Linked DNA regions of Homo sapiens: region 2 is linked to region 1. A link is a loop called in an ENCODE intact Hi-C map of the cell type or tissue named here. Cell type or tissue: CD4-positive, alpha-beta T cell. All regions are shown on one strand. Links, peaks and the distances in the headings refer to the core of each region. The heading gives the core; the rest is flanking DNA. Region 1 has its middle 35 kb from the start of LINC02946. Region 2 overlaps NCK2 (NCK adaptor protein 2).

The links. Peaks named below come from ENCODE experiments on the same cell type or tissue, not always from the same donor. Only the 100,000 strongest peaks of a DNase experiment are listed, where the experiment ranks them.
Region 2: it touches region 1 in a loop (2.8-fold over the local background); 40 of 110 quality-filtered maps call a loop at or near these places.

What each region holds. Positions count from the first base shown.
Region 1 is chr2:105,568,001-105,583,937 of GRCh38, reverse strand. No RefSeq gene overlaps it. Among named protein-coding and RNA genes, the nearest start is that of LINC02946, 35 kb to the left of the region's middle. RefSeq lists an enhancer at 6,510-7,408. In CD4-positive, alpha-beta T cell, for the core only: CTCF peaks have their summits at 7,240 and 7,441 (motif pointing left); a DNase peak (open chromatin) is centred at 7,377.
Region 2 is chr2:105,747,614-105,763,550 of GRCh38, reverse strand. The region is part of intron 1 of NCK2 (NCK adaptor protein 2); the gene reads right to left. Among named protein-coding and RNA genes, the nearest start is that of NCK2, 11 kb to the right of the region's middle. RefSeq lists enhancers at 683-1,528, 2,420-2,499. In CD4-positive, alpha-beta T cell, for the core only: no CTCF peak of the experiment used is centred there; DNase peaks (open chromatin) are centred at 5,830, 7,470 and 9,300; H3K4me3 peaks cover 2,518 bases; H3K27ac peaks cover 6,070 bases.

The DNA of each region.
Region 1 (15,937 bases), core at 3,714-11,713:
GGATTAGTCAATAGCAAGGCAGCTCCCACACCCAGATGAAACACGACATAGTTCAGGTTTTCTACCAGGATTTACATCAGAAATTTTCTCACAATGTCCCAACTTTAGCAGTTTAGTGTAATCCACTCCAGGCTGAACTCAGACACCTCAGCTTTGATTTGGAAACTGCTGTGCAAATCCAAATCCTCCTTCTCCTCCACTTAACCTTGAGGCCATTTAACTGTACATTTCTGGATCAAGTGAAGTAAGTGGCAAGCTATAGTTGACTCCAAAACATCCTAAGAGTTCCAGAAATCTCATCATCTGACATCTCTCAGTAATTACTTGATTCTTCTAGAAAAATTATATTGTCCTTCAAATAAATTGTGCTTCAGTCTTCCCTACACAGTGGCCATATTCCTGGGCATTCTTTCATGGAAATCTCCACTCTCTGGGGGACTTTCCCTGCCTTACACTCCAATTAAATAGGTCGCATTCAAATGCAGGAGTGTTGATCTCATGGGGATGTTATAGAGATAAGCTCAGGTTTCCACCTGTCCTTTGAGACCCAAGAGGAAAGACACTCTAACATTTCAAGGTAATATTATGTTTTCTTTAGAAACATATTGGACAATTAAGGAAGGGGTCCCTTGAAAAAAATATGAGGGTGCTTGACTGGCATTCTATGTTTTCTGAGGGAACTGGTAACCTACTTTTGCTCAGCTCTTCGAAGGGAGTGAGAGTGTGTGTGTGAGTGTGTGTGTGTGTACATGCTCCTCACCAGCTATGAATTTTATTAGTAAGGTGCCAGGTAAGAACAAGGCATCATTATGAAGAGAAGCATTACCTCACAGCTCAGAGCCTCTAATGAGACCACACCCGCAGGACTTTGTTCTGTCTCAGGAAGCTTAGTTACAGAAAGATGAGGTAACTGGAGGGATGGCAGGGGAATGGAAAACAATACAGAGATACAGCAAATAAAAGCTTCCAGAACACAGAAAAATCTCAAGAAAACAACTCTCCCCATCTTTGATCATTTATCAATTATTCAGTCAGAGTCTAAAATGTTCAAGGCTCCACACTTAAGAGAATTCAAAGGTGAGTGAGATCCAGTCCCTTCCCTGGAAGCACTTAACATACATACAATCTATGGCCAGAGTGGTTGTAATATGCAAGCATCTCAAACTTTTCCAGCTATTACACCTACGGAGGAGTGGGGTGTTGCTTCATTAGAAATATTGATTAATTTCCAGAGCTCCTATTATATAAACATGGCATCATCAAGCTAGATAAACAGATATTAAACAAGCAAGCACTCCTATCTTCTATCAACACAAAATTTTAATTGAGAAGCGAAGCAAAGCCTGAGATAAAGTAGTCATTGTGAGTTCAAACACCTGGAAATGGTACAGAGAAATGCAAAACTCTAAATAAGGGAAAAAGAAGTAAGCAAAGAGAAATCGGCTCTCTGAGCAAAATCCCTTATTTGTGAAATGCAGAAACAGTTATAAACGTACTACAGTCATGGGATTAGAAATGGCAAACAATGACCATGTGAAATATATTAAGTTGTGGTATCCAAGAAAATAGAGGAAACAGCCTGCAGCCATAAAGTCGTGCTACCTCAACTGTGCTGTGCTTGATGGGTTTATTAGATTTCTATGGTGGCTGGAACAAATTATCACAAATGTCGTGGCTTGAAACAACATGAATTTATCATGTTCTATTCCAGCAGGTCAGAAGTCCACAGAGGTCTCACCAGGCTAGAATCAAGGTGTTTGTAGGATGGCCTTCCTTCCTGGAGGATCCGGGGAGAATCTGTTTGCTGGTCTTTCCCAGCTTCTAGGGGCCACCACATTGCTGGGCTCATGGTCCCTTCCTCGATCTTCAAAGCCAGTAATGTAAGGCCAAGTCCTTCTCACATTGCGTTGCTCTGACCTTCTTTGCCTCCTTCTTCCACTTTTAAGGACCCTTATGATTACACTGTTCCTCAACCCCAACAATTCAGGATCATCTCCTTATTAAGGTCAGTTGATGAGCAGCCTTAATTCCTCTTTGTCAGGTGCTATGGGTCCAGTTGCATCTCCCCCCCACCCCCGGCCAAAAGAAAAGAAGTCCTAACCCCCCACCTAGTGCCACAGAATGGGACCTTATTTGGAAATAGGGCCACTGAGATGTAATTAGTCAGGATGAGATCATACTAGAGTAGGGTGAGCCCCTTAACCAGTATGACTGGTGTCTTTTCTCTATCGTTTTTTAGAGATAGGTTCTAACTCTGTTGCCCAGAGTGTTGCCTGGAGTGCAATGGCATGATGATAGCTCACTACAGCTGCGGACTCCTGGGCTCAAGGGATCCTCCCACCTCAGCCTCCCAAGTAGCTGGGACTGCAGGAGCATGCCATCACACCCAGCTAATTTTTTCATTTTTTTTGTAGAGACATGGTCTCACTATGTCTCCCAGGCTGGTCTCAAAACTCCTGACCTCAAGATCCTCCTGCCTCAGTCTCTCAAGCTGCTGGAATTACAAGTATGAGCCATCATGCCTGGCCAACTGGTGTCCTTATAAGTACACAGCCATGTGAAGACCCAGACACACAGGGAGAATGCCATATGGAGACACTAGCAAAGACTGGCATGATGCATTGATGAGCCAAGAAACTCCTGGAATGATCAGCATGAAAGGAGGCAAGAAAGATCCCCACTTAGAAACTTCAGAGGGAGCTTGATCCTACTATACTTTGATTTTAGACTTTCAGCTTTCAGAACTGTGAGACAATAAATTTCTCTTGTTTTAAGCCAACAAGCTGGTGGTACTTTGTTACAGCAGCCAAGGGAAACTAATAAACCTGTAAGGTAGCATATTCACAGGTTTCAAGGTGGACATCTTGTGGGGAGGAAGAGGTATTATTCTGCCTACCATGATAGCCTTAAGGGGATTTTGCATTTTAGTAATTTCCAATGAGAAGAAGTAGAAGGATGTTTGGAGATAATTCTCCATGGGTCTCAGGTTTTTGCACGTCTTGAGAGTGGAAGTGTTTGATGCCTTTGTTCCAGACTATATTTTAAGAATGTTTGTACATCAATAGCCTTGATATATGGGGATAATATCTATCCCTGGAACAAAAAGATTTTTTTAAAATTTTTTGTTTTGTTTTGATTTGGTTTGGTGGTTGTTGTTGTTATTTTTACTGTCAGTGTAATAAGGAAATGTCTCTCTCCAAGGTTACAGTCAGGCAGGCATACTGTCTGTTAGAAAAGACTTAGGTTCCCTAAGCACGAGGCTCCTCTTCTACAGCACAACCCACAACGGTGCAGGTGCCACCATCACCCTGAGGGATGACTTTGGAAACTGGTGCAAGTGCTGACACCCTAGCTGCTGTTGTGGCTGTGAGTTGCAAACTGTCCTCTGCCTCTATCCCAGGCGTCTTGTGTCTTCTGCCAGCATTCTCGAAACTGTGCCAGTTAACAGGTTAACTTGCAAGGAGTGTCAATCTCAGGCCCTTCCCAGTTCTTGACAAAGAGAAATTCAGGTATAAAATACAGAAAGTGAGCGAGAAATTGCAGTGAGTCGTCACTGAACAATTCATCATGCAGGTTAAACAAACCAGGACTTCTGCTTACCTACTTTCTGCCTTATTTGCTAACCCCAGTAGTTCTCCAAGTGAGGGGGTCCCTGGACCTGGGTCCTCAGCGGCACATGGGAAGCTGTCAGAAGTGCACACCTGGGGGCCACACCTCAAGTTTATTGAATTGAAAACTTGGGGTGGGGTGCAGGCCTCTGTATTCTAACAGGCCCTCCAGGGTGCTGAGCATGCAGCTCGAGAACCACTGGCCTGCCTGGAGGTCCAATCCCAGCACCTGTAGGTTCCTGGGTGTGTGGGTGCCCATGGACAGTTGTCATGGGGACCCTGAAGCCCAGGACATGAGAGGCCAGAGGAGAGTCCTTGCCCATCCACTCTCTGTGGCTGCTCTATCTCCACTTCAGTGGTGCAGGGTGGGGTTTTCTGTGTTTTCCATACCTTCTCCCTCTCCGCCATCATTCCTAAGGAGAGCTGGCCTTTTACTAAACTACCATGCTGAAGTCACGTGGTGCCAGTGGGTCAACCTCAGCATGCTGGTCTTACGAGTGCCCCATCTTCAAGGAGGCAAAGTGGACAGGCCAGCTCAGCGGAGTCCCAGGGAAGCAGGGGTCAGAGAAAGAAGGGAAGGAGACTGAGGGAGGAGGAGAGGCCTGTGGGCACAGACTTTTTCCCAAAGTAAAAAATAAGCTGACGGAAGCCCTGCAGACAGGCTCCTCCGCATCTTTGCAAGTTGAGGGGCTGCTGCTTGGCAGTCCTTTCTGGGGGGAGCAGCAACATTCCATGAGGACAAAAGGAAACTGTGCGTACACTCTTACGAAAGAGTGGAAGGTTCCAAGTTTGAATAAAGTCACCACTGGCAGAAATGTAAGAACTGAGTCTTCAGGAACTTCTTCAAGGCTGCCAGAGGACTGGGAGAGGCTCAACAGATTCAACAAGGCATGGGAAAAAATGACCTCCAAGTGATTTACACGGTGTTTTTTTTTTTTCTTTCCTCAGATAAAAATTACCTTGAAAATTCTCCTTAGTTCTCTGCATCAGAGTGAACGATGATTTTTTTTTACTGCCAAAAAAAAAAAAAAAAAACCAAAAAACAGAAAATAGCATAGAAGGGAAAAAAACTCTGACAGGGATCTTAGGGGATTTTTTTTTTTTTCTAATAATGCTACTTTTCACTCCCATTGCCAGACAAATCACAGCGTGGAAAATACTCTATTCACTACCCCATGAAGAGCTTTCACATATATGAGTTAATAAAACGCTGAAAGCAGCAACAAAAAAAACTTTGATACCAAAAACGAATTTATCCATATCCTTTATGATATGTTCCTTTATGATAAAGGGCTTATAGCGATCAGATCTTGCTCTGAATGGGCCTGCCGCCCCTGAGAGAAGAGCGCCTGTCCCTGTGCCTGGCCTCATTCAGTCTTTCTGTTGGCTCTTCCTCATCCTGGAAATGAGCTCCGGGTTTTATGGGAACATGTATGAAATCCATTAGTCCTTTAGCTTCCCAGGAGCTACCACAGACCGACCACCTGATGATGCCCAGTGGATACTTCTCATGGAGTATTTATAGAACATTTTATTAGTTTATTACCAATGGACCTAATGATACTCCTTGCATATGAATAAGCTTTCTTCCAGCTTAATTTTCTTGACTCAATTTTAGGCATCCCTGCCCACATGCTTACTCTTAAAACTGTTTATTTTCTCAGGCTCCAAAAGGAAGAACCTGGACCTCTTCGGGGTAAAGATGTTAGCTACCACCTTAAATAAGCCTGTATCTTCAGCCCCAAAATGAGCCATCAGACAGGACCATGTGCATGGCAGGATGCAGGCTTGTCATCTCAGGTGATCTCCCTGGCATTGCACCTGGGCTGGGGCAGAGAGGAGCGTGGCCCATGACAGCATCACACGATACAAAAATCCAGAAAAATGGCCTATAAGGCCAGCTGTGTGATGCAGCAGGAGAACAGGTTCACACCAGGAAAGACATGGGCAGGTGTGAGCCTTTGAGGATGGGAAGCCGCCCTTATCAGTGTTTGCAGTTGGGGTGAGGTGTTTGTGCAAAACCAGGCTTCAAAACTGACAGTCAATCATCACGTGTCCCTCACCTGAAGTATTTATCATTTCTATGTATTGGGTCATTTCAAACCCTCCCTTCTAGGTATTTTGAAATATACAATACATTGTCATTAAATATAGTAATCCTACTCTGCTATTGAGCTTCAGAACTTATTTCATCTAAAATAAATCATTCTACCAAAAAGACACATACACTCGTATGATGATCATAGTGCTATTCCCAATAGCGAAGACATGGAATCAACCCAGGTGCCCAACAATGGTGGGCTGGATAAAGAAAACGTGGTCCTTATACATCATGGAATACTATGCAGCCATAAAAAAGAACAAAATCAGATCCTTGACAGCAATAGGGATGCAGCTGGAAGCCATTATCTTAAGTGACTTAATGGAGGAACAGATAAGCAAATACCAAATATTCTCACTTATAAGTGGGAGCTAAACACTGGATACTCATGAACATTTAGATGGCAGCAATAGACACTGAGGACTGCTAGAGGGGGGACGAAGGGGAAGGAACAAATGCTGAAAAAGTACCTATTGGGTACTATGTTCACTACCTGGGTGATGGGATGAATCATACCACAAACCTCAGCATCATGTAACATACCCTTGTAACACACCTCCACATGTACCCCGAATCGAAAAGTTTGAATTACTTTACTAAAAAAACTTATTTATCACGAGGTCAGGAGATCAAGAGCATCCTGGCTAACATGGTAAAACCCTGTCTCTACTAAAAATACAAAAAATTAGCTGGGCATGGTGGCGGGCGCCTGTAGTCCCAGCTACTCAGGAGGCTGAGGCAGGAGAATGGCGTGAACCTGGGAGATAGAGCTTGCAGTGAGCCGAGATCAAGTCACTGCACTCCAGCCTGGGCGACAGAGCGAGACTCCATCTCAAATAAAAAAAAAAAAAGAAAGAAAAAAAACCTTATTTCTTCTTTCTAACTTATGTTTGTACTGACTTAATCATTACACATTCTGTGCATGTAAAAATATTCCACATACCTCATAAATGTGTACAATACTATGTATCAAAAATAAAAATAAATAAAAATTTAAAACTGTTAGTCAAAGAGAAAGTAGCCCAAGGACATGAAGAGGAGGGTGTGAGTCAGGATCTGTACAGATCGTGGGAAACGGAGCTTTAAGTCAGGGCAGCAGGAGGCCCTGAGGCCTGGAAGGGGTCAGGGCCAGCTCAGCAAAGGGCAGAAGTGGAGAGTAGCACTGGCCTCTGGCTTGTCTTTCCTTCTAGTCAACCAGGCTTCCAGCGTCCCCCACCCCCGGATCATGCAGAGGACAGAGCCTGGGCCTCACACCAGGGAAACTCACTCTAGTGCCACCTCTGCCCCACACAGCTCTGTGGCCTCGAAAAGTCCTTCTTTCCTCACTGGCCTCAGATTCCCTACCTGGACAGCCCACTTTGGACTTCCCATGGGCCTGGGCCCCTTCCAACTCTCACGTTCTCTCCCTAGTGGCGGTCCCCCGTCCCTGTTTTCACAAGGTGGGCTTGGAGGCAGGGCCCACCTGAGTGTGTGATGTCAAGGCAATTCAAGACCGGAGGGAGCTTGAGCTCTTAAGAAAGACCACACTCATAGGAGCTTACGAGACACACACTTGTGGATTTCAGAAAGTGTGTAGCTCATCGTTCTGGATCTGAAATACGTCAACAAATCTCTTTGTTTGTCTCTTTGTCCTGGAGATCTTTTCACAGAAAGGAACTGCAAACACCTCACCAATTTAAGTGACTTAGTCTTAATTCTTCATGACCTCTAGTGGCAGAAGAAGGACTCTGCTATTTGATTTTTCCAGGTAATCCTCTTTCACCCTTGCCTCCTCATTTCTCTGGAATCTCTTTCGTGTCCCCACAGTTTCCCACTCCCGTCGCGTCTGTTCTCCTTCAGACCATCTCGCAACCCACTGGCACGTCCCCATAGCCTCAGAAATCACCTCTCTGACTGCCCCCCCACCCGCTCCCTCCAGCCCTCCTCCCCCTGCTCACAGAGCAGTCAAGGAACGTCCTGGGCACTGGGGTCCATACAAGAATGAAGGAACGCGCCGCACACTGTGGCCCCCGGGCTGCCAAGCCTGCCCTGACTGAGCAGGGCACCTGGCGTCCATGCCCTTTATGCAGAGTCATTGGTGTGGTGGGGTGGGGTCAGCACCTCAGAGCCCCTGTGGGGTCTAATGCACTCTGTTACCCTCCTAAAAGATGAGGTACAGGCACTCTGTTACCCTCCTGAAATCCAAAAAGTACTGAATTCCGAAATACAACAGGCCCTGGGTGTTGAAGAAGGAAATGAAAGCCTTCGAGAAGGGCACTGTTGGTTTCCCACTCAGATTCCTTGTTCCCGATGGGCCCCTTTGGAACCTCTCTCTCTCCCTTTTCCTCTCCCTTTCCTTCTCTCCGCCCCCTCTCTGTCTCCATTATTGGATGGGTTTGGGAACGACATATGGCCCTGCCTGCCTCTGGCTGCGATCCTGCAACCATGCCGGGAGCCAGACCTTGGCTGAAGCTCACACAGAAAGTGGCAGAACAGAGAAACAGAAAGAAACTAGGTCCTTGAGGGTATCTTTGAGCCACTAATCTTGCCAAGCCTGGACCCACCCTCCCTCTGAACTTGCAGTTCTATGAGATAATACACTTTCTTATTGTTTGAGTTGGTCTTTTTTGCTTTCACTTTGAAGTGCAGATCCCATCCTTGCATACGCAGCTTAGAATTATTCTCCATCGTCTTCAGGATAAAGTGCTTCCACCTCAGCTCCGCTCAGAACAGAGCTCATGGTCCCCATCCCTCCTCCTGCTACCTCCTCCCTACCCCTGAGCATCCATCACTGCTAGTCCCTCAAGTAGACTCTCTCCTCCAGCAGCATAAAAACTACCTGCAGCTCCCCTGACTCTCCTGTGGCTTCACTCCTTCTTGCCTTTGAGAAGGATACTCCCTTCTGGAATGTGCTTTCTTTATTGTCAATCCCATGCACATTCTGCCTCAAAATTCTAAGCATTACCTTCTCTGGGAACCCCTTCTTAGTTCCCAGGGAGCAGGCTAGCAAAGGGGTTGAGAGGACAAGCCGAGGTTGAGAGAGGAGAGGACATTGCCAAGAATGGAAATCTGAAAACAGGAAAGATGGAAAAAAATTGGGTCATGGAGGTCCTGGATCAAGCTTCACCTGAAGGCAAATCTATTTTCAGGCTTTAAGTCTTTGTGAGTTTTAAATTTCCTGTATTGTTTATGTTCCTTGGGGTTAGTTTTGTTCATTTGTTTCTTGCAACTAAAAGCATTCCAAAATGCTTTTCCAAAATTCAGGTCTCTTAGGCTTTACCAAGGACTGGCAGCTTTTCAAGAGCAAGAACAAGAGCCATAGATTATTTAGTTTTCTAAGCCCTGTGTTAGAAGACACGCAGTAAGAGCTGGTTGAAATTAAATAAGCTTCTCCCTTTGGTAAGTTTTGGTTTATACATATATTTCAAAAATTCAGTTCTCAACATTGTTGGTTCAAAGAAAAAAATTACTGAATTCTAGCCAGGTTCAAGGTTTGTTCTTTTAAGAACAAAACTGAGTGTATGCTCAGCATGTCATATTTAAATTGCATTGAGGGCATAGACTAAAAATGGTCAAATCACATGCTCTTTATAAAAATGCCAACTTTTGATTAAAAATACATAGTCCCCCAATGATCTAACGTTTTTCCAATAGGATCTGAGGGTTACATATCTATTAAGATAATTTGTTTTGCTCTCAGAGAAGGCCTAATTGCCACTCTAGCAAGGTCTAGAGAGGCTGATTTGCCAACAGGTGTTCTGCTCCCCACTCACCAGTGCACAGGCTTCTGCACGTGCGTGGAAGTTCCGGCCCAGGGCAGCACACGTGGATCACTGTCTGGGAGCTGCACTTAAACCTGGAGGTTCCCTTGCAGAGCCACAGCTCTTTCCCACCCCACCCTACCCCTTCCTGGTCCTGCTGAGTAAATCCCTCATCACATAATGATGCCAACTTCATATCCTGCTTGGGAAACCATATGAAGAAAAAGACATCAAGCTGTTCTGAGAGGCTATTATTTTGGCAACATTGTTCCACGGTAATTTAGCTTGGTGGCTTAGCAGTGTGAGGTTCCTGTAGTCCTCCTGCGATAAGCTGGATCTTGCCTGCAGAGCAGAGGGAAGGTGGCTGGTAGGTCAGACGCCACCCAAAAAGCCTTGCTGACTATGCAGACTATCTAAAGCCATCACTCTGTGGTTGCAAATGGGAGAAATCCAGCTAAAAAAAAAAGACAAGAGGAATTGAGTGCTTATGTGGCTAAAAGTGTCATGACTTTAGGTGTGGCTGGATCCAGGTGATTGACAGAGGCTTGGAGCCAACATTTGCAGTTGAGGAATCCATCAAAATAAATTCTCTTTCCCTGCAGTTATGGAAAAAGCTATGATGCTTCCAATCAACTCAACTTCCTTGCTCCTTCCTGAACTATAATCATAGTGGATAGAGGGTGGTTAAGGGACTCTGTTTGGCCAGGCCTAGGTTACTTGGTTATATCCAGGCACAGGGTACATTCGTTTGCTAACGCTGCAAAGAAACAAAAACGAAAGCAAACAAACCAATCCCCAAAACCGGGTGGTTTAAAGCAACAGAAATGGATTGTCTCACAGTCTGGAGGCTGAAGTCTGAAGCCAAGGTGTTGGCATGGCCACACTCCCTCTGAAAGTAGTAGGGGAGTTCTTCGTTGCCCCTCTCTAGCTCCTGGTGGTTGCTGCAGGCTTTGGCATTCTGGGGCTTGTAGATGCATCATTTTAATCCTCAGTTTGCACATGGCCATTTTATCCCTGCGTCTCTTCACATTGTCTTCCCTCTCTGTGTGTTTGTGTCCAGATTCCTCCTTATGAGGACGTGAGTCATACTGGATCAAGGCCCTTTCTAATGACCTCCTCTTGACTTGATTACATCTGCAAAGACTCAATTTCCAAATACGATCACATTAACAGGTACTAAGGGTTAGGACTTGAACATATATTACTAGGTGTACATAGGGGAAGGGGAAGGGCACGATTCAACCAACAACAGTTGGTGGGAAGAGCTAAAACCCATGTGTGAAGTGGGCATGATAGTAACAGCACCTTCCTCACAGATTCGATGTGAGGAGTCAAAGCTCTTGCAAAGCCATCATCCCAGTGCCTGGTTCCTGCTGAGCACGTGATCAGTCTGGTTTTTGCTTGGGTGGTAACTTCTACAGTGGAGTCAAATTATACATACAAACTTGTGCACATTCAATTGCATGTGTGGAGAGAGACCAATTTAAATAAATTAAAGGGATTAAGAAATAGGGACATTTCCACCCCACCTCCCCCCATTCTACTCAGAGAGAACACTCAAGCAAGAGGAAATTGGAGGAGGGACTTTGCTGTTTCCTCAGATCGCCTTGGTCCCAGGCTCCCCCCATTGGGTAGAATGTGAGTCTAGGGTGGACAGAGGTCTCTTTTGTGCACATATGCCCCGAAATGCAGGCCAATGACATCACCTGGTGCCCAGGTTGGGAACAGGCTCTGGAGGAGATGCCAGTGTGCGGGGTCATGGAGCATGGCTCAGGGCACACCTCCTCAAACCGGCTGTAGTGAAAACCAGTGTCCTCCACCTCTCCCAGACCCCTGAAGGTCCAACAGTCCCTGACAGCACGTGACTCATACTGCCTGCATCTCAGCACATGCTGAACAGCACCTGCCCTGGTCTCAGACCCACCCACAAGCCAAGGCCACTGATTGCAGCTAGTGGCTGCTGCAGCCACGCCAAAGGCACAAGTTTCTACTCACTTGACTCTCATTTCTGTGCTTTTCTCATTGAGGGCTGGTAACAGACAGTCAGAGACCAGCCCTACCCATAGACCTCACTTTGAGGAGCCACGTGTCCTATTGAGATAACTTAGAGGGTATTCAGAATGGAGGCTGAATGAGACATCCCCCTTCCTTCACTCCTAAGCCCTACCCAAGACAGGCCTCCCCTCGGTAGAGAACACCACCTTTCCCTGTGTGTCTTCTTTCCAGTCCTTTCACCATTGGTTCTCCCTTCCTTAACCAACCTCTCTTCCCCAAATTCCCACCACACATCTCTAGCCTGGCCATCCCAGCCTTCTTGCCCTCCTAGCAGCAGAGTCATTCTTGCAGACATGACCTTGCCTTTTTCAAACTGTGACACAACCCAATATGACCAGACCTTGCTTTGTTTCATGGGGTCTTAAGTTTTAAAGAAATAAAACAGTGAGCCCGTTTGCTCCTTCATATAGGCTCTGGGGTCCTAATGGGAAGGGCTGGCAGGTGAGTGGGGAGAGGGAAAGGTGAGAAGGGGGAGTCAGCCTCATGGGGGGCATTGGGTAGGTGTAAGGAGAAAGCCAGTGGCCAGTGAGGACAGCCACACCTGCCAAGGACAGCCAGGAGGCCCCTCAGGGCTACCAGGGACACCTCAGCCTCAAACCAGGGCAGAAGAAGACCACACGTTTCTCTTCCTCTTCAGATCTTCCTCTTCTCAGCCGCGTTGTGGTAGTAATTGAAGGAGTTGGTGGTTGGTGATTACTCAGTGTAATGCTACTGATGAAATCGGTCATTCCGTGCCTGCCACACATCCAGGCCTCTCAGTTCTGACCCTGCTGCCCCAAGGCCTCCACAGGGACCCTTGGAATGTCCTGCTTTGCTGGCTTCCTGGAAAACTGGGGCTCTTGGTGACACTGGATCGCACTGGATCGCCCTGTATCCTTTTGTTCGTACTTCATATTTTGCAAGCACTGTGGCTGCAAGTTGAATGAGAACAATTCGAATGTCCATTGACAGTTGAATGGGAGAACAGAATGTGGTCTAGACATGCAGTGGAATATTATTCAGCCTTGAGGAGGAGGGAAGCCCTGACACATGCTACAATATGGATTAATCTTGAGGACATTACGCTGAGTGAAATAAGCCATCACAAAAGGAAAAATACTGCATGATTCTACTTGTATGACGTCCCTAACATCCCTAGAGTAGTCAGATTCACAGAGACAGAAAGTAGAATGGTGGGGGGTGGGTGTCGGGCTGGGAGGAGGAAGAAGGGGAGTTAGCATTTAATGGGTGCAGAGCTTGGGATGACAAAAATGTCCTGTAGGTGGATGGTGGTGATAGATGCACAGCAAAGTGAATGTACTCAATGCCACCGAACTGTATTCTTGAAAATGTCAAAAATAGAAATTGCATATTACATCTATTTTACCATAATTTTAAAAAGTTAAATTAACAAACACTTCATTGTGTTTGTTGTGCAGCTTTTAATGAAGACTCAGTCAGCACACATGGAGCACCTGCCTGGCCGCGGTCATGCCAACCCTGTTCCAGGAGCCAGCAGTGCAGCTGCAAGGCACCTTCTGTCCTGCAGGGACTTAGATTCCAGGGGAGGACAGGGGAGGAGGCAGAGAAACAAAAACAAGCAGTAATTTTAGGTAGCCATAAGTGATGGGTAGAAAAATAAGGCCAGGTAGGAGGCCGCAGAGGAAAGCTGGTAGGGGAGGGAGAGTATTCTTGATAGAGATTGAAGGGCCAGGAAAGCCCCCCAAACCCCACTCCAAGAGGTGGGATTTGAGCAGAGATCTTGGTGAATTTGGTGATGGAGGGGTGTGCAATCTGGTGCAGAGGCTCTGGGGGAGAGAATATTCAAGAACAACAGGGAGACCCTGTGATGGGACTCAGTGGGAAAGGCATGGAGTAGAAGGCGGTGGATCTGGAAGGGAGCGACACCGGGTGGTGTCGGAGCCTGTGCACCGCAGCGTGTCACCAGGTGTTGCTCTGAGGGGATGGGAAGCCCCTGGAGGGTGAGCATGCTCACCTATGGAGCCGCAGGGCTGAGTTAACAAGTTTCTTCCGGCTGCTGTTTGTGGCCTCTGCTGCAAGGAGGAAGAGAGAAGGAGCACTGGAGATGCATTTGGGGGTTGGTACAATGTTCAGAGGATGTTGGCAGTGTGGGCCGGCATGCTGGGATGGAGTTGGTAAGAAGGGGTTGGTCACAATATATTTCAACATTAGAGCCAGCAGGACCTGAGGATAAAATCGATGTGAGGTGTGAGGGAAAGAGAGGGCTCAGTGTGCTCTGCACACCTTCCGGAGGGGGCAGTTACAGAACGGCGGGGCTATTGTCTGAGAGAGGGGATCTCGGGATGGAGGAGTCATGCAAGTGTGGCTGTGTGATGGCTGAGGCTGGCTAGACATCCAGGTAGGGATGGCATGTAGGAAGTTGGAAATCGCAGTCTGGCTGAGGATTTTCAATTACTGCATGGAGATGGCATTCATAATTTAAAGCCACAGGAGATGAGAGATTACCTAAGAAGCGAGGGTACCCAGAGACTAGGATGAAACCCTGGGGCTCTCCATGGTTCAGATGCCATGTTTCTCTCCATGAGGCCAAGACAAGTAGGTCCTTCTGCATCCTGCTCCTCACTCACAGTGGCTGACGGGCTGAGGCATCTTCCTACTCGGCCGTTCCCAGCTCTGCGGCTCCCTGTTGCTGGGTATTCCTCTATGTGCTGCTTCCAGCTCAGGCATTCTCAGCCCTGGCTATACAATAGAATCACCCCGGCAGCCTTTCAAAAATACCATTGCCCTGGGACCATTCTGTATAAATTGAAATAGAATCTTTGGGGTGGGATGCAAAGCCTCTGGATATTTTGAAAAGGCAATTCTGATGCACAGTTGAGGTTGAGAACAGCATATTCCACGCGACTTGGTGCACATGGATGCATGTGTGCATTTTGGCTTGTCCCACAACCTGCTGTGGAGGATCTCTGGGTTCTTTAAAAAGAATGTCTTATGACAAAGCATGGTGGTTCATTCCTGTAATCCCAGCACTTTGAGAGGCCTAAGCAGTTGGATCACCTGAGGCCAGGAGTTCAAGACCAGCCTGACCAACATGGTGAAACTCTATCTCTACCAAAATTACAAAAATTGGCCAGGGGTGGTGGTGTGTGCCTATAATTGCAGCTACTCAGGAGACTGAGGCAGGAGGATTGCTTGAACCTGGGAGGCAGAGGTTGCAGTAAGCTCAGATCGCACCACTACAATCCAGCCTGGGCAACAGAGTGAGACTCCAACTCAAAAAAAAAAAAAAAAAAAAAAAGAAAGAAAGAAAGAAAAAAGAAAAAGAAAAGAAAAAAAAGTCTTACAGCTGGTCTGCCTGTTCTCAAGCTTCTGTGGTCTTAGATATTAGATCCAGGTGGATTTGTCACGATAACTGGACCACAAGAAAAAAAAAATAAAACCCAAGATATATCTTACAAGAAAACACTTGTAAATTGTTCTCCTTTTTTATATTGGTCTGTTGGGTATAATTTCAGCCATTTTTCTGTGCATTTAAAAGCATTTTTATGCACAAATGTAATATATTGTTTTGTTTGGGGTGGGTGTATATATTTATACTAAATATATAACACTACAATTTGCCTTTCTTTTTTCACTTTAACAACATGACCAGGAACTCTTTTGATAGGGGAATGCGAAGGCCTGGTCTGTAGACCCTAGTATATATGGCTACATTTAAGTTTAATTAAAATTAAATAAAATTTCAAATTCAGTTCCTCCATCATGCTAGCAGCCGTGTCTCAAGTGCCTGGTGGCCACATGTGGCCATGGCTGTCACACCGGACAGCACAGATAGTGAACATTTCCATCGTCACAGAAAGTCCTACGGGACAGCGCTGGGTAGGGCATTCTTAGCTAAGGCGTCCTCACCCATAGCATGGATGTGTAAGAGTTAGAAAAAGAATTTTTTTTTTCAAACCTTCAGTGAAGAGAAAAGAACACTTTAGTGAGGTCTTTCATGTGAAAAAGTAGGTCACAGCAAATAGTTTCTCCAAGGGGCGGAAATCAATTCCGTGAGAGTATGAGGTGGCAGCGAGGCATTTAGAGCTCAAAGACTTCTCTGCAAATGGTTGTTTCGCCCTTGCTTGGAGGTTTTTAGATTCCCTTGCCACCTTTGTCATCTGCAAACCGTAACGACACCCCTCACACCCTGGTGTTTTCCTGACTGCCTCAAAGGCTCTCCTTGCACACCGCACCCCACCGTCTTTCACTGCGATGCTGCCTCCGTATTCATGGGCTTCCCGTGTCCGCTGCTCTGTAAACAGTCTGGCGAAGACCTATTCTGCAGGGGTGTCATTTATTCTAAGGTGAGAGAATGCATATGGATGAGAGTGCCTCAACGAGAGAGCATAGCTGTGTGCTCTCCGGTGTCCAGCACTGACCCGATGATAGCATTTAACTCTCCCTGGGAGGGGACGCAGTGCTTTAAAAAC
Region 2 (15,937 bases), core at 3,344-11,343, 180 kb before region 1:
CCCACTGTGACAACTTAATTAAATAAAATTTATAAAAACAACAACTAGGCTTTTATCCAATTTAAATAAAATTCTTTCTATATTCTCTTTTGAGAACAGGTTTTCATTTTACCCACTTGGGGCATGTTTTGTCGTTACTGCATGACTGGAAAGAGTTCTGTTAGGCAGCAAAATTGAGCTACTTTTCTGCAATGCCTGTGTAGACTGTCTCTGGCCAGCAGCCTCGGTCCCAGCAGCTCGGTCATCAGAGGACGCAGTGACACCTGGTCCCTGGCGAGGTCCCGCTCTCCCCTTGGCAGAATGGTGAGGGCTAGGGACTCCTCCTCAGGGTGCTTTTGTTTTGTTTTTTTTGGAGACAAGAGTCTCGTTCTGTCGCCCAGGCTGGAGTGCGGTGGCATGATCTCGGCTCACTGCAACCTCTGCCTTCTGGGTTCAAGCAATTCTCCTGACTCAGCCTCCTGAGTAGCTGGGACTACAGGCACATACCACCACGCCTGGCTAATTCTTTTGTATTCTTTAGTAGAGACGGGGTTTCACTGTGTTGCCCAGGCTGGTTTCGAACTCCTGAGCTCAGGCAATCCGCCTACGTCGGCCTCCCAAAGTGCTAGGATTACAGGCGTGAGCCACTGCGCCTGGCCTCAGGTTGCTTTTAAGTGATTTTCATTTTATGCAACTATGTGGAACACAGTTATTAATATATTACTTAAAAACAAACTTGAGACATAGTAATCTACGTATTTCCTTATTAACACACCAAACGAGAGGGTAGCAGCAGTGCTAATAACAACCATAATTTGAGAGCAATGATAAAAGCAGTCACTCTTTCAACACACGTGCATCACTATTATGTAACAGGAAAATAGTGACCATTTCTCTGATGACTGTAAATGCTATGGGCTGTGCTACCTACATTCATGCAGGAAGGAAATACTGAATTTCAGTGAAAAGCTGGTGGAAATAAGGATGTTTTTTCCCACCCCAAAGTTCACAGATATCCTCCATGCACTCACCACCACAGGCCCATGGTTCAGGACACCGTCTTTAGGAAATCACTCAGAACTTCACACTACGTCAAGACCCTGGGACATGAGCTTCAGCGAATCTCTAGATTCCAGAGTCCAGACTACAGAAGAGACAGACTGAACCCCTTTCAAAGCAGAGGGCTCTTTTGTTGCTGTGAATCCCAGGAATGCCTGCTGATGTGAGGAGGCAGTCTGACAGCAGGAAGCGCCCGGGCCTGGACCTAGACCCCCCCTGGTTTGATGCTCTGCCCATTAGCTGCCTGTTTCCTCGGCAAGGCCTCTTTCAACTTGAGAGTTGAAGGAAATCTTCGGAGATCACCTGGTTTAAGCCCACTCTTACGCACAGAAACTGTGCTTCTCACAAGCTTCTTCTAAGGAAAACCCAAGAGCAGTGCATTCCACAAACTCTGTCCTTAATTTTCTAGCAAAGCGAAAGTCCTTGTTTTCAGGTCAAGTGATTCATCTACAGAAAGCCACCAAAACCCACACTTGCAACTGTAGTCAACGCAAAAACTTAGAAAAAGGACAAGATATTTTTAAAATGTATCAAAAATCCGCAGGACAAAAGAGAAAACATAAACTGTAACACAGAGGCAGAGATTGAAAAGAAAATAATGTTCAAAAGGGTCAGCGCACATGTCTGTATTCAGTCTTTTTTGGTCTCACTGTCATATAGGCTGGAGTACAGGGGCCTGATCACGGCTCACTGCAGCCTGGACCTCCCAGGCTCAAGTGATCCTCCTGCCTCAGTCTCCTAAGTAGCTGGGACTACAGGCACTTGCCACCATACCCAGCTCATTTTTTTGTATTTCTTGTAGAGACAGGGTTTCGCCATGTTGCCCAGGCTGGTCTTGAACTCCTGGGCTCAAGCAATCCTCCCACCTGAGCCTCCCAAAGTGCTGGGATTACAGGCATGAGCCACTATGAGCCACTCTGCCTGGCCCAGTCATTTTTTAATAAACAAAATGCATTATTATAAATTATATCTATGTGAATGAATACAACAGAGTCTCTCTCATCTGTGTATAATGGTTTGGGAAGGGTGGAGCAGGAAGTAGTGTCCCCCCACCTGGCCTTCCACCCAAGCCTGGAATCGTCCCATCACTAGGAGGGAGAAGGCAGTGACCAGAAAGAGAAACAGGCTAATGGCCTTAATTCTGACTTTTTCTGTACCCAAGAGAAAGGTGAGCCACTCTTCTCCCTCCCAAAAAAAGATTCTCTGGAAGTCAGTCAGCCAGGAGTTAAAATGACCACTTCAAGACCCTCCCCACGCCAGCTTCTGAGCCAACGCCTGCCCCGTCCATACCACCGCTCCCATACACACCCAAACCTCCCAGCACCCGGGTAGGGCACAACCCTGCTGCCCAGAAGAGGCCCAGTAGGGTGGGCGGGCAGGCACACCAGCATGGCCTCACAGCAGACTCTGGCCCCCATCTATGAGAGGAGAATGCCTTCCTCAGACACTGGGTCGGGACCACTTCCTGAGCCCAGTCACAGACCAGGGCTTCCTCAGGCGGAAGCAGGATGAGGGCCACCCAGATCCCAATCCCAAAGAAACTTCTTCAGGCCACTGCCCTCCCACTTCAACCAGGGAATGTGCCCAAGAGCTAGGGGTGTCCCAAAGCGCAAGGCATGACACATGTAGAAACTATGAAGATTTTTCGGTGATTTTTTATTTGCTCAAACCTGAACACAGTCCACGTGGGGTCTCGGTGTCTCTGCCTCTCTCTCTCTCTCACATGTGACAAAACCATTTTCAGAGAAGCCTGGCATCTAGGGACCTCCCTACTCTGGCCCTGACTGGCCTTTCCACAATAGGGTTCTCAGCTGTAACTGGTTTCTCCCTTCACTGGAACTCTGGGCCCACCAAAAGAAGGATGAAGTTATCCAGAAAGCAAAGACCCTTGGTTGATACAAAGGGAGCCTCAGATGGAGAGATCCAAGAGGTGGTCAAAACTGTGGGAGAAGTGGTTACACGGGGAGCCTTAGAGCTAGGTGCCACCAGCAGGGAAGAGGTGTGAACGGCAAGGATGGAGGTGAGGGCCTGACTCCTGGCCGGCACACCTGGGGTTCAAGTGCTAATCCACAGCAGAGGCTCTCAACTTTGAATATGCATCAGAATCACCTGGGGAACTCGTGCAACAGGAAGAATTCCAGACCAACCTATCCCACGCGGGAAGTCAGGCAGTTCCCCGGAATTTGCATTTCTCCACAGCCCAGGACCACATTCTGGAAACCCCATGCTGGGGCACCATCCTATCCTATCACCTCCTCCGCAACAGTGCCAAGGGGCTGTCTGTGCCACAGTGCCTTCTATCCCCACTGAAAATCTTGGTCCCTTTTGGGAGAATAGATAAATCTGTCAGATAGAATTCTAAATAACTAATGTAAATACAACCCCTACAGGAGGTACAGCTGAACTCCCTCTTCCTTAAATGACCTCCTTCCAAAGACTGCAGCAGTATGGAAAGAAGGGAAAAGAGTCACTTGACAGTGGAGTCACTTGACAGTGGAGTCCCCTGACAAACACTACCTGGGCCAGGTGATCAAGATCAACATCAACCATCATAAGCCACGCTGATCACATGGACCCTTGATACAAAATGGCACATTACCTCGGTGGCCTTCCTCCCCAAACCGGTAACTCTACACTAATCATGAAAAAACATCTGACAACTCTCAACTGAGGGACAGTCTACAAAACACCTGAAAAGCAGTTTTGCTCCTCAAAGCTGTCAAGCCATTAAAAACAAGGCGAGTCTAAGAAACTGTCCCAGATCAGAGGCGCTACGGAGACTAAAGGAAACGTGCCCTGGATGGGATCCTGGGACAGAAAAAGGATGTCAGGGCAAATAAACTATGGACTTAACAATAATGTACCAATACTGGTTCATTAGATGTAACCAATGTACTATAGTAACGTAAGATGTGAATCACAGGGGAAAGTAGACACAGTTTATATCAGAATTCTCTGTATTATCTTTGAAACTTTTTCTGTAAATTTAAAATCTATTCTAAAATTAAGCGCTTACTTAAAAATATATACCATATGTTTTATTATATAAAAGCCTGTATGCATAGGGTAACATGGTTGACTTTCAACAATAACAAATTACACTTTGGAAACGTTAAAACACTGTGCTCAACAAAAGGAAATAAATACCCCTATTGATCAGCTTAATACACGAACGTGAGGGTATTACATGGCTGAAATGCAATACAATTTTCTGCTTTCCCCAGAGAACGTACTATGTGTACTTGAATACGTAAAACGATATACTGCATGTGTTTATAAACAAACAAAAAATCTTGCTCCCTTGAATAAGACCAAATAAGGACTTAACACGTGAAATTCTCTCCTTCTGAAGGCCCAAGAACCAGGAATCTAGGTATTCGATCAACCTTTAAAATTTTATCAAACTCAGATCTTAAATTATCATTATTTGCAAATTAAGTTCATTCAAAACACTAAGCATTAATTATAGTCTATCACTAATTAACTATAGTAAATCACCAAAACCATTTTACTTTAATCCATGTCACCAAAAGCTAAGGGAAATGTCTGCTGGTTCAGTGTCAAATAGAGGACGAATCACTAATAATGATTTTACTAGTTTTGAATGCTAGCATTAATTCAGTTTCAGATGTTAAACAAAGCTTAAATGTAAACCCTGAAATCAGTTCCAACCTTTGGAAAATAGTTTTGTAACAACTTACTGTCAGAGCAGTACAGTAATTTGGGTACTGGGTAGAAGTATCAGTCTTGACTACTGTGTAGAAGTCAAGAATTTCAAACACTGCATTTAAAAAATACAAAAACGGGACGGGCTCAGTGGCTCAAACCTGTCATCCCAGCACTTTGGGAGGCTGAGGCGGGTGGATCACAAGGTCAGGAGTTCAAGACCAGCCTGGCCAATATGGTGAAACCCCGTCTCTACTAAAAATACGAAAATTAGCCGGGCATGGTGGTACGCACCTGTAGTACCAGCTACTCGAGAGGCTGAGGCAGAAGAACTGCTTGAACCCGGGGACAGAGGTTGCAGTGAGCCGAGATCAAGCGACTGCACTCCAGCATGGGTGACAGAGCGAGACTCTGTCTCAAAAAAAAAAAAAAACAAAAACAACAAAAACAAACATCTACAATGGAGTAAGAAATAAACTAAATTTCCAAACACAGTTCAAATGAAACCATCAATAGGATAAAACAAACCTGTAAAATGTGTGCACAGGATTGATGTGCAATATTCATTACTAATCCAAGAGAAGTAATGTGATTCAATTACTTACATCTCTATATCAAATGTGATGGCATAATGGCTTTATGCCATTATCAATTAAAAAAAAATAAGGAAGTATTAGTGTGCTACCTGAGACCTGCATTCCACTCAAAGCGCCAAGTAGTTTAACTCATTTTTAAGAGATAAAGCTCTCAAGCAATAAACAACATGTAAGTAGAGTTCACATTACCTGAAAATTGACCCACAAATCATGTGTTCATCCTAAGCAAACTAACTGAGCTTCATCCAGGCCCTGGAATAATAACACCCACCCTGGCATGAGAGAATAGAGGTGCTTCACCCCAGCTGTGGTGGAGACCTGGCTTACAACTGGCATGTGGAATGTCTCAGCTCAGGTGACAATTCCAGTATCTGGGAGTTGCCTGTGCACTGAAGAGCTTCTGAGGATCTTGAAGAAAATATTATCCTCCAGAATGCTTCAAATGAATTCTGCCTGGCCTTGGGGGTTGGGTTAGAGGTTAGAGGGGGACTTCCCATATGTGCTTCCCCCACCCAGAGATGGCGAAAGTTATTTTCCATACTTGTTAATTAAGATTACAGTGGACTGTGAGCTTGTAAGATCTCCACACTGGTTTACAGGCTCCCCAAAGGCTGGTGTTTGTCTGGTTTGCTGTGGTTTTCCCACGGCACCCAGCACAGTGCCTGGCCCATGGCTGGTCCTATGTAGGTATGAACTGCAGGTACACAACTGAGTGAAAACATAGCCAGGAGAACAGTCTGACCTGTCGGTGGCAGGATGAACAACGTAGCCTTTCTACATCTCTGCACCCATATACTTCCAGCCCTCCTAACTACACTCAGAGAAAAGCAACAGCAACATCAATTTACACATAGATCAGTTCATCCCATGCCACTTTGAAGAAAAAAAAATCCCTAATAATCAAGGACCTGTCCCATCTCAATTTTAACACAGCGAAAGTTGGGGCTATAAAAGGTTGTGAAAGTACATTACAGGCAACCCCTAGTTTCACAGAAGACAAAACAGAGGTCAGGAGAGTTTAAAACTTCGCTATGCAATTTTAGCCAAATTAGTAGCAAAGGAAAAGGAGACTCATCTCTATTCCTCGTAAGAATCAAGATTGTTGAAGTTCAGATTTACATGAGCCATTAATAAAGTTCAGAATGGGGCCAGGCGCGGTGGCTCACACTTGTAATCCCAGCACTCTGGGAGGCCGAGGCAGGCAGATCACCCGAGGTCAGGAGTTCAAGACCAACCTGACCAACATGAAGAAACCCCATCTCTACTAAAAATACAAAATCAGCCGGGCATGGTGGTGTATGCCTGTAATCCCAGCTACTCGGGAGGCTGACGCAGGAGAATCACTTGAACCCAGGAGGGGGGAGGTTGTGATGAGCCAAGATCGTGCCATTGCACTCCAGCCTGGGTGACAAGAGCGAAACTCCGTCTCAAAAAATAAAAAGTTCAGAATGATACTGTTTGAATCCAGCTCCCATTGTAATGGAAAGCCAAGCAGTCACTGCGTGAAGGCAAATGTTTTGAGGGACGAGGGGACTTCAATAACATCAATACAAAGCCAGAATGAAGTCCAGGACCTGCTGCTCTGGAGCTGGGCCATCCCACATACCACACTGCTTGGGCCTGACATTCCCCCATGGCCACTCACCACAGGACCCCAGTGGGCCAGTCAGTGTGCCCTGGTGAGGGACCCACACTTTCCTCATCTAAAAAAGGGATAATTAACAACACTGGCCTCCCTCTACCTGACAAAGTTAGAATCAAATGATACAAGGTGTGCAAGTAATAAGAGAAACACACATCGTTCCAAAGTTGCAACTTCAGAACTTTCCAGTCTGTGCAAAGAATTACTATTAATTTCTCACAGGTCTTTCTCAGTCCATATGAGATAGGATGACTGAAGAAAGGGAAAGATTGATTGTACTTTTAACTATCTCCACCAAGGAAAGCTCAAAATTATGCAAAGTGATGATTTCGTGTTTATCCTAGAAACAGCACAGGAAGAGAGGGGTAAGAAACAACAAAGTCAAAAGGAAGAATAATGGAACAGGAAATAATTTAAACAAAGCAGACAGTGAGAAGACCAAGGGAACTTCTAACTGACAGCTCTCTTCATCTCTAGGCTGATCCTACTTGATCAAGTAAGGGCCTGTTTTAAAGAAAAAAAGAACATTCAGACAGCAACGTCATATGCTAGGCCAGGTAACAGGCAGCTTTGCAGACACTGGAAGTCAGCGACTAACAGCCAGATTAGAATTTCCCCTTTCCTTTTCCCTTCGTAAGGTCTAATTTGTGATATTTTTAGTCTCTCTCCCCTGAGGAGTTTATTTTAGAACTATACAAAGAAGGAAATTAAACATTCAAAAGCTAACATATGTGACCAGCTCAAAAATTATCAGGCTGAACCTAGAATCCTATGAACCTTAGTAACAACAAAGACAAATTTTCTTCTGTAGACAATCACCAACGTAAGGCTTCTGAGCTAAGAAAACAGATGTCTTTGATTAGGCAAAACTGCCCCAGCTGAGAACCACGAATTTATAGGCATGGGTTCGGGTCTCAATGAAGTCTCTCAAAATACTAACATTTAAAAAGGTATTCGTGTACCTGCACAAGTAAATTGTTTCTACTTCCCAATCTAGGTCTAATAACTAATACGATCTAAAATGAATGAGAAGCCACACGCATGAACGTGCAATGTGTTGAAAACATATTTTCTTCCTTACACATGGAACCCTCACCAACCGGAGGCACTCATGAAAGGAGAACCTACTTCTTATGGAAGACGGAATCGGCTGCACCCACTGGGATGGCTGAGGGATGAGGTGCTCGGCACAATCAAGTTAAGAAGCAACAAATTCAACACTAGACACCTAATCTATAGGTGATCAATCAACTGAACTTTAGTTCTACCCAGCAAAGCTTCAAAATGAAAATCACAACAGCACGATGTCTGACACCCTCCTCCTTTTTTAAAAAAGATGATAATGCCACCATTTCTTCACAGTTACCGCTGGGTCTTGTCTACCGAACCATGTAAAATAGACCTAGTAAGGAAACTACGAAAAGGGAACTGAAGCAAGACAGATGGCTTAATTTAAGGGAAGAGAACCTTCTAAATCCAAGCTAGGAAGCTCCTAAGAAGACAATAACAGAAGCACATAAAAGAAAAGTCATATGAGGGCAGTAACAAAGACAGATGGGAAACACACACACTATTAAGATAAATGGTGTTCAGGGCGGGAGAGACGGGGTGAGGGGAGTCACACACAAAAAAGTGAGGGGAGAACCAGAAGAATGGAAAGAAAGAATGGAAATGGCTGGAAAAAAAAAATCTGTTTCTATAACCATCTTGCTAGATTCTGCAACCAAGGTTGTTTCACTTTTTTTTAATCGTTTGATGAAAATTCACTCTTCACCTATATTAAATTTCCCAAAAACTGTCTCAAAATAACTCCCTGAATCCCTTGTTATTTCTTGGTCTCTTAAAAATATTCAAGTAGCTTGTGCTTTTTATGTCAATGTCTCCAAGCTGGCTTCCATCATGCAGAGCAGTTTAAAAAAAAAAAAAAAAAGTTGTTGGGGGAGCTGCTTTCTTACCAATGCAGCAGCTCCCCCCAACCTCCCACAGACACACACAAACAGGAATACAAGCTTTTAAAGTGATTGTCCTTAAAATGAAGACAGCTGATGAGAGGGAAAGCATGAAAGAGACAGCAACTGCTCTCCTCTCCTGTAGCCAGGCTCATAAGTGACATAATTAAAATATTTGTTGACTTGCAGACATCCTTAAACACGCAACCAAAATTCTTAAGATATTAAATGGGAGACATAACCGTTAAGGAAAATCGAAGGAGACATTGATGGACTTTGTCCTCTAAGATGGGCATGGGCGTCTTTCTAGGCATCTCCCTGTGATCTCACCACTTTCTAACTTACTTTTCACTTCTCACTTCCTGGCTGCCCCCACCATTGCTGGGAAATTAAGCATGTTGAAGTAAACAATTCTTTGCCACCACATATCCTGGAACCTGCTACGTGTAGAAGTGGCCACATGAGAGGTAGTGTGACTGCAAATCTAAACCTGTGAGTTGAAAGAAACTGCCCAAATTGCAGCCCCTCTGAAACTTGGAACATGCAGGAGCTTCTCCCAACAGAGACGCCAGACTCACCGTCCTATCTCAGTCCCATCTGCTCCAGGGAGGGCTGCTCAACACTCTGATGGCCCCAGTGGCCCTCCTAACACAAAAGGGTAGGTTCGAGAAGCTGGCACAGACAACTCACTTGGAAGAGCAGCCAGTGTCAGAGTTCCCATCAGGACCTGTAGCAGCAGTCTCCCAAGAATCTACATTTGGACTTGACCTGGCCTCTCTCACAACCTCAGAAGCAGATTTCAAAGCCACCTTGGAATTCTTCAAGACCTTCCCAGATGTCATAAAAGCACAAAGGAAAAGGATTTGGTATGTCCTGCTACAAGGTTTTCAGCAAGAACCTACCTGCCTACCTTCACTTCAACAACAGCAACTCATTAAGGAAAAACAGAAGCAGCAAAAATGGCCTTGTGCAAGCTATTCCAACAGCACAAAAGTCCGGGGGCCACTTGGAAGAGTGAGAAGACACACACTCCTGTTTTCTCAGCCCCCAGTGTGGAGGAGACAAGGGTGGGGACCCACCACACAGCTACTGATGAAGAGGCACATCACACAGGCATTTACAATGGCACCTGCATGACCACTTGAGCTAATACACTGTGACTACAACAGAAAATACTCCCCCTCATCCAGTGCCACTGCAGTTCCCTCCAGCAGCGGTTCTCCCCAGGGAATGCTGGTGTTTCCTGCAGAATTGGAGACTTGGGCAGGTGGAGGACCACCAGCCTACGGAACATAGCAAGGGGGCTGGGGGAGAGGAGCAGCCAGGCCAATGGTCCTCAGTGATGACCATCCAAGGCTTCCCCTCCTCCAAGGTACCAGTTATTCATTAGGCCCTTCCAAAGTCCAGGGCCTTCCCCAACCACTTGGCTGATAAGGCGTTCCCAGAATGAACCTGTATGCAAGCTACACTCCCTATCAATGATTTTCCATCAATGTTTCTCAAATCTTACACCATAATAAAAGTTTACAGTTCTGTTTTATGTATTTTCAGATACATCTTAATGAAGGGATGGTGGCTAGCTTGGTCAGAGTCTAGCTGTGGAACCTAAGACATGGCAGCCTCAGTGCCTCCCTTTCCTTAGCGATGAAGATACAAACAGAAAGTACCACACGTTCTGTTGGTGAGGACTCAATGAGTTATTACATGGAAAGTGCTTAGAACAGTGATTACAATGTGTGTGTGTGTGTCTGTGTCCGTGTGGGAGAGAAGCTAATGTTCACTTTAAAAATACATGATTTTAGCTTGTACTTAACATGTTATCAGAAATATGAATACTACAGATGACTGGATAAAGAAAATAGACTATTCAGCCATAAAAAAACAATGAAATCATATCTTTTGCAGCAACACAGATGGAACTGGAGGCCATTATCCAGACGGAACCAGAGACTTGAAGGGTGATGGGGTAGGAAGGGGTGGATGATGAGAGATTACTCAATGGGTACAATGTATGTTATTTGAGTGATGGATACAATAAAGGTCCTGAATTCACCCTTAGGCAATTTATGTAACAAAATAACACCTGTACCCCATCACTGTATACAATGTTGTTTTTTACCTTTCCTATGGTGCTGAACACATTTTTTAAAAGGAAATGTGTTGAATACTGATATACAAAAATGTTATTTTACACTGGTAACTTCTAGAATTCAAACCACATTTTAAGATATTTGTAAAATGAACAAGGTATTTTGATGATAGATATTAGTTTTAACTGAATCTGATTTTAGTGCTCTAAAACATCATGTGCTGAGTGTCTGAAGGATGACATTACTCCTCATATTTAAAAAGGTTACACCTTTCCCAGTAAAGCATAATAATAATGACCATTATAATTATTCTACATTGTTTCCACTTTGTCTCTTTAGCTATCTCAACTTTGGAAAACAGACAGCAAATGAGGCTTAAATCATGAAAAGTGTATAGACTCACACTCCGCAACAAGGCTGCCACTAGTCGCGTGTGGCCAAGGCCAATCAAAATGCAGCGAGAGGCAGCCAAGAGGTGCAGTAAACGTATATACTATATGCTGAATTTCAAAGCCCTCACGCAAATAAAAGAATATGAGTTATCTTATTAATTACATTTTATGTTGATTACACATAGAGTTTATATATATATTGGGCAAAATATAGGATGAAAATTAATAATACTTGTTTGGTTTTACATTTTTAATGTGGCTACCAGAACATTATGATTACATCTGGGGCTTGCATTTGTGGTTCACATTGTATTTCAAGGGGTCAGCACTGCTCTTGACAATCCATCAGTTCAAATGGCATTTGCAGGGAGACAGTCCATATTAAAACACACATACGCACCATTTTCTGCAGTTAGTCTCTTCTCCTCCCATGACAGAGAGCTGGGCCCATGCTCAGTTCCATGCAAAGCTGTAGTGGGGTAGCCCTGCCATTACTGCACAGGAGAACCCTGAACCAGTCCCAGTGGAGAGAGTCTTTAAAAACAAACTGATTATAAACTTAGTTTTGTTATCACAATTAGCAAACCATCAGTGGGTGGCCACAGATGACTTGTAGCTCAGCATGTGTGTATATGGGGAAGGGGATATTTAGATGCTGGGAGAAACAGAGAGGCAGCCCAGTCGTGCAAGCCCATGACTGCCATGCTGGGGACTTGAGTCACTGACCCAAGTACGATGGAGAGCCACCGTGTGCAGGTCATGGCCAGACCTGACTGTCAGGGTGCAGTCACCCTGGGATGGATTGGCAGGAATGGTTAAAAAGTGGTTTTGATGTCCAGGGGAAACAGAAAAAGGACAGCAGGGCTGAGATGTTAGATCTTTTGGAGGTAGAATCAATAGGGGTTGATAACTAGTTGGGAGCTGAGGGAGAATTCAAGGATAACCGAGTGAGTCGGTGATGGGGAATATAACTGAGAAGGCGGGCAGGTTGCAGGAGAAGCTGCAAATGGTTTGGGATGGTGGAAATGACCACTAAGAACTTGGATAATTCATATGAATGTGAATGAATGAGCAAACAAAGCATCAATGAACATACAGATCTGGAGCTAGAGGGAGGTCAGTCATGCAGGCATTGCCCCTGCCTTATGTCTGAACAAGGCAAAATGGCCTAGGTCAGAAACATTCCAGCCACGCTCAGGGTGCACCTCACCACCGTCATGCACATTCTGCTAAGGGATGTTTGCTCATGTGGCAAAGACTGCACGATCACAGAGATGGCAGGCTCAGAGGAGACGGCCTCTCCACCCTGGCTGCCATTGGCCCCACCTCTTGCTTTGCTCTCTTCATCCAGGGTTCAGAAAAAACTTTCCTTTGCATATCACTGATATTTTATCATGGTCTCAATTAAAGACAAACCAACCCCCAAATAAGTGTCTACCTACCTAAGTTGAAGAGAAGTTTCCATAAATGAAATCAAGTCAAGATTTTTCTCTCTCTTCAATCACTCTACTTAAAACCTTTCCAGCCTTTGGAAGGCCAGCACCAAGGCTTGTTCCCTGTTATGGGGTGCTACAACCAATATATAAAGAGCTGACGTTCCCTCCTTACTTGTGACTACTCTAACCATCCCTGGTAGGTGTCCCCAAATAAACAGAGATCCCAGATCTGGATGATGGGAGCACCAGGTCTTCCTAAAAGCATCAGCCCTGTTGTGGAACCTAGACAGACACACTGGGAGTGGCTGAATTGTCCACCCTAAATTCATATGGTAAAGCCCTAACCCCTAAGTGACTATATTTGGAGACAGGACGCTTCAGGAGGCAATTAAGGTTAAAAAAGGTCATAAATAAGGTTAAAAAAGGTCACCATAAGGGTGGGGCCCTCATCCAACAGGACAGATGTTCTTATAAGAGGAAGAAACACCAGACCTCTCTCTCAGTGCACTCACAGAAGGAAGGCTACGTGAGTGAGGACACAAGAAGACGAGCCAGGAAGAGACACTCACCAGAAACCAGCCCTGCCGGCCCCGGGGTCATGGACTTCCAGCCTCCAGAACTGTGAGAAAATAAATGTCTGCAGCTTTAGCCACCCATTCTGTTGTTGTTGTTTTGTGTGTGTGTGTGTGTGTGTGTGTGTGTGTTTGTTTGCTTTTGAGACAGGGTCTCACGCTGTCACCCAGGAGTGCAGTGGTGTGATCTTGGCTCACTGCAACCTCCGCCTCCTGGGTTCAAGCAATTCGCGTGACTCAGCCTCCCGAGTAGCTGGGATTACAGCCGTGAGCCACTGCGCCCGGCCTCTGTGTGTTATTCTCTTAAGGCAGCTGGAGCTGACTAATACACGCACTAAACAGGAATAAGCTTTCTGAACTTGAGGAGGCTTTCCAGGGTAACCCTGGCCCATAACCAGGATGTGGGGACAAGAGAGACTGACATTGCTCCTGCCGGCCTCCCCTCACACCGCTCAACCTCAGTCAACTCACATCCAGAATCTGCTCCACCAATATCTACACACAGCTGCGACACGGCAAAGGCAGATACCCAAGGACACTGTGTTCTGTAAACTGCCTCACAAAAAAACAACTCTACCCAGCAACACGTTGGTGTTCCTCATGTATGGCCTGCAGAAGGACTTAACCTAAATTCAAGCTCTGTCATCCCCAGTCTCCTACCTAGAAATGAGGGCCAGAACCAAGTGCACCATGTTATTCGACTATTAAATATGATGGTGTATGTGAAGAGGACTTTGCAAACAATGAATGAGCGTGCATGCATTAGTACATGTCATTCTCTCATCATGGCATTTTCGGTCTTCACTAACAATTTGGCAACGTAAGCACCCCAGCTTCCAAAATTGTCTCAAAAGAAGCAACTGCAATACTTAAAATTCTGAGTGCACTTGAAGCTTCTTCTCTTAAAAACATTACCAATACAACAGTAGAAAGAAGGGGTGACACAAATAACTAACTTACCAGGCCAGGATCACAAACGGTCTGCCCAGCGTTTTGAATTCAGGTTGATAGGAACAGACTAACCTACAAAAGTAAACCATTCAGCCAGCCCACCAGGTAATACAGTTGAGTATGGGGTTGGCTTTGTTTTTTTGTTGTTGTTGTTGCTGTTGTTGTTTTTAAATGTAGCTTCAGGACTACAAATGACTCACATGACAGAAAATTTGCCAAATAGAGAGGCCAACAGACCAAATTCTCCCATTGTCTGGACATCCTGAGGTCAAAGCCTTCCACAGTAGACAGAAGTTCTGAGATTTACAAGAATGCTGGAGGTCTCTTACCACTTGAATCTCAGTGGGAGGCTAGAGCCCCAATATTAACAGGCTGGGCACTCATTATTCACATATTCAATAAGTATTTGTTGCACACTCATTGTGTATAAGTGGCAAGACCAGTCTGCCCCCAAGCGGTTCAGAATCTAGTAAAGAAAAGATGAAGGCAAAAAAACCATAGGGCAGGGTATGGTGGCTCTGGCCTGTAATCCCAGTACTTTTGGAGGTCAAGGCAGGAGGCTCACTTGAGCCCAGGAGTTTGAGACCAGCCTTGGCAAAGCAGCAAGACCCTGTCTCTACAAAATAAAAATAAAAATAAAAATAAAAAAATTCACTGAGCATGGTGGTGCACACCCGTAGTCCCAGCTACTCGGAGGCTGAGGTGGGAAGATTGCCTGAGGTGGGAAGATTGCCTGAACCCAGAAGCTCGAGGATGCAGTGAGCTGTGATCATGCTACTGTACTCCAGCCTGGGTGACAGGGTGAAACCCTGCCTTAAAAAAAGAAAAAAAACAACTGCAGGAAAGAATGTCACAGATGACAAATCAGGGACACAAAGAAAGTGCTGTGGAAGTTTAAAGATGATGCCATCCCCTCTAGTTTGGAGTTGATAAGATGTGGGGAAGAAAAGAAGTAAGAGACGACCCTTGGGATGAGTAAGAACTCAGGACACGGAGGAGACTGAGCCAAGGAGTTGAGAGGGAACACAGAGGCTGGTCAGGGACAGTGACACCGTATGACATCACTGTGACACTGCTACCTCAATCAAAATAACTTTCATTTCCACAGTTTCAAGGACTAAGATTCTTGAGGTAGGAATGTATGTGCCAGTACACATGTGGATGTGTGTCACTGGGCAGAGGTAATACTTGCTAACGTTCATTTACCTTTAGAAATAAACATACTTTGGGAAATGTTCAAAGGAAAATGCAGGAAAAGAAAAGAGTCTAATTTTTTAATTGTGCTACTAAATGGCCTAAAGAAATGCAAAACTGTTTTTGCTTTAGCTGCACACTTTTGATAGCCCGTTAAAAGGCCGTCACGACCTTCTTCTGAGTTGCCTTAACTCAGGCATGGAACAAGATACACGAAATCACATTTTAGCTTAGGCCCTTTGAAAACGTGCCGTGAAGTATTTCCATCACTCATTTTAGGAAACAGAAACCATTTGGAAGTGCCACTCGCAAACCCTCTGGATGGGAAAACTAATTTCCTAAGCATCTGAAGTGAGCTGTAGGGAGTTTCCAGTTCATTTGTGAAAAAAGTTAGCTTACTTGTTTTTCCAA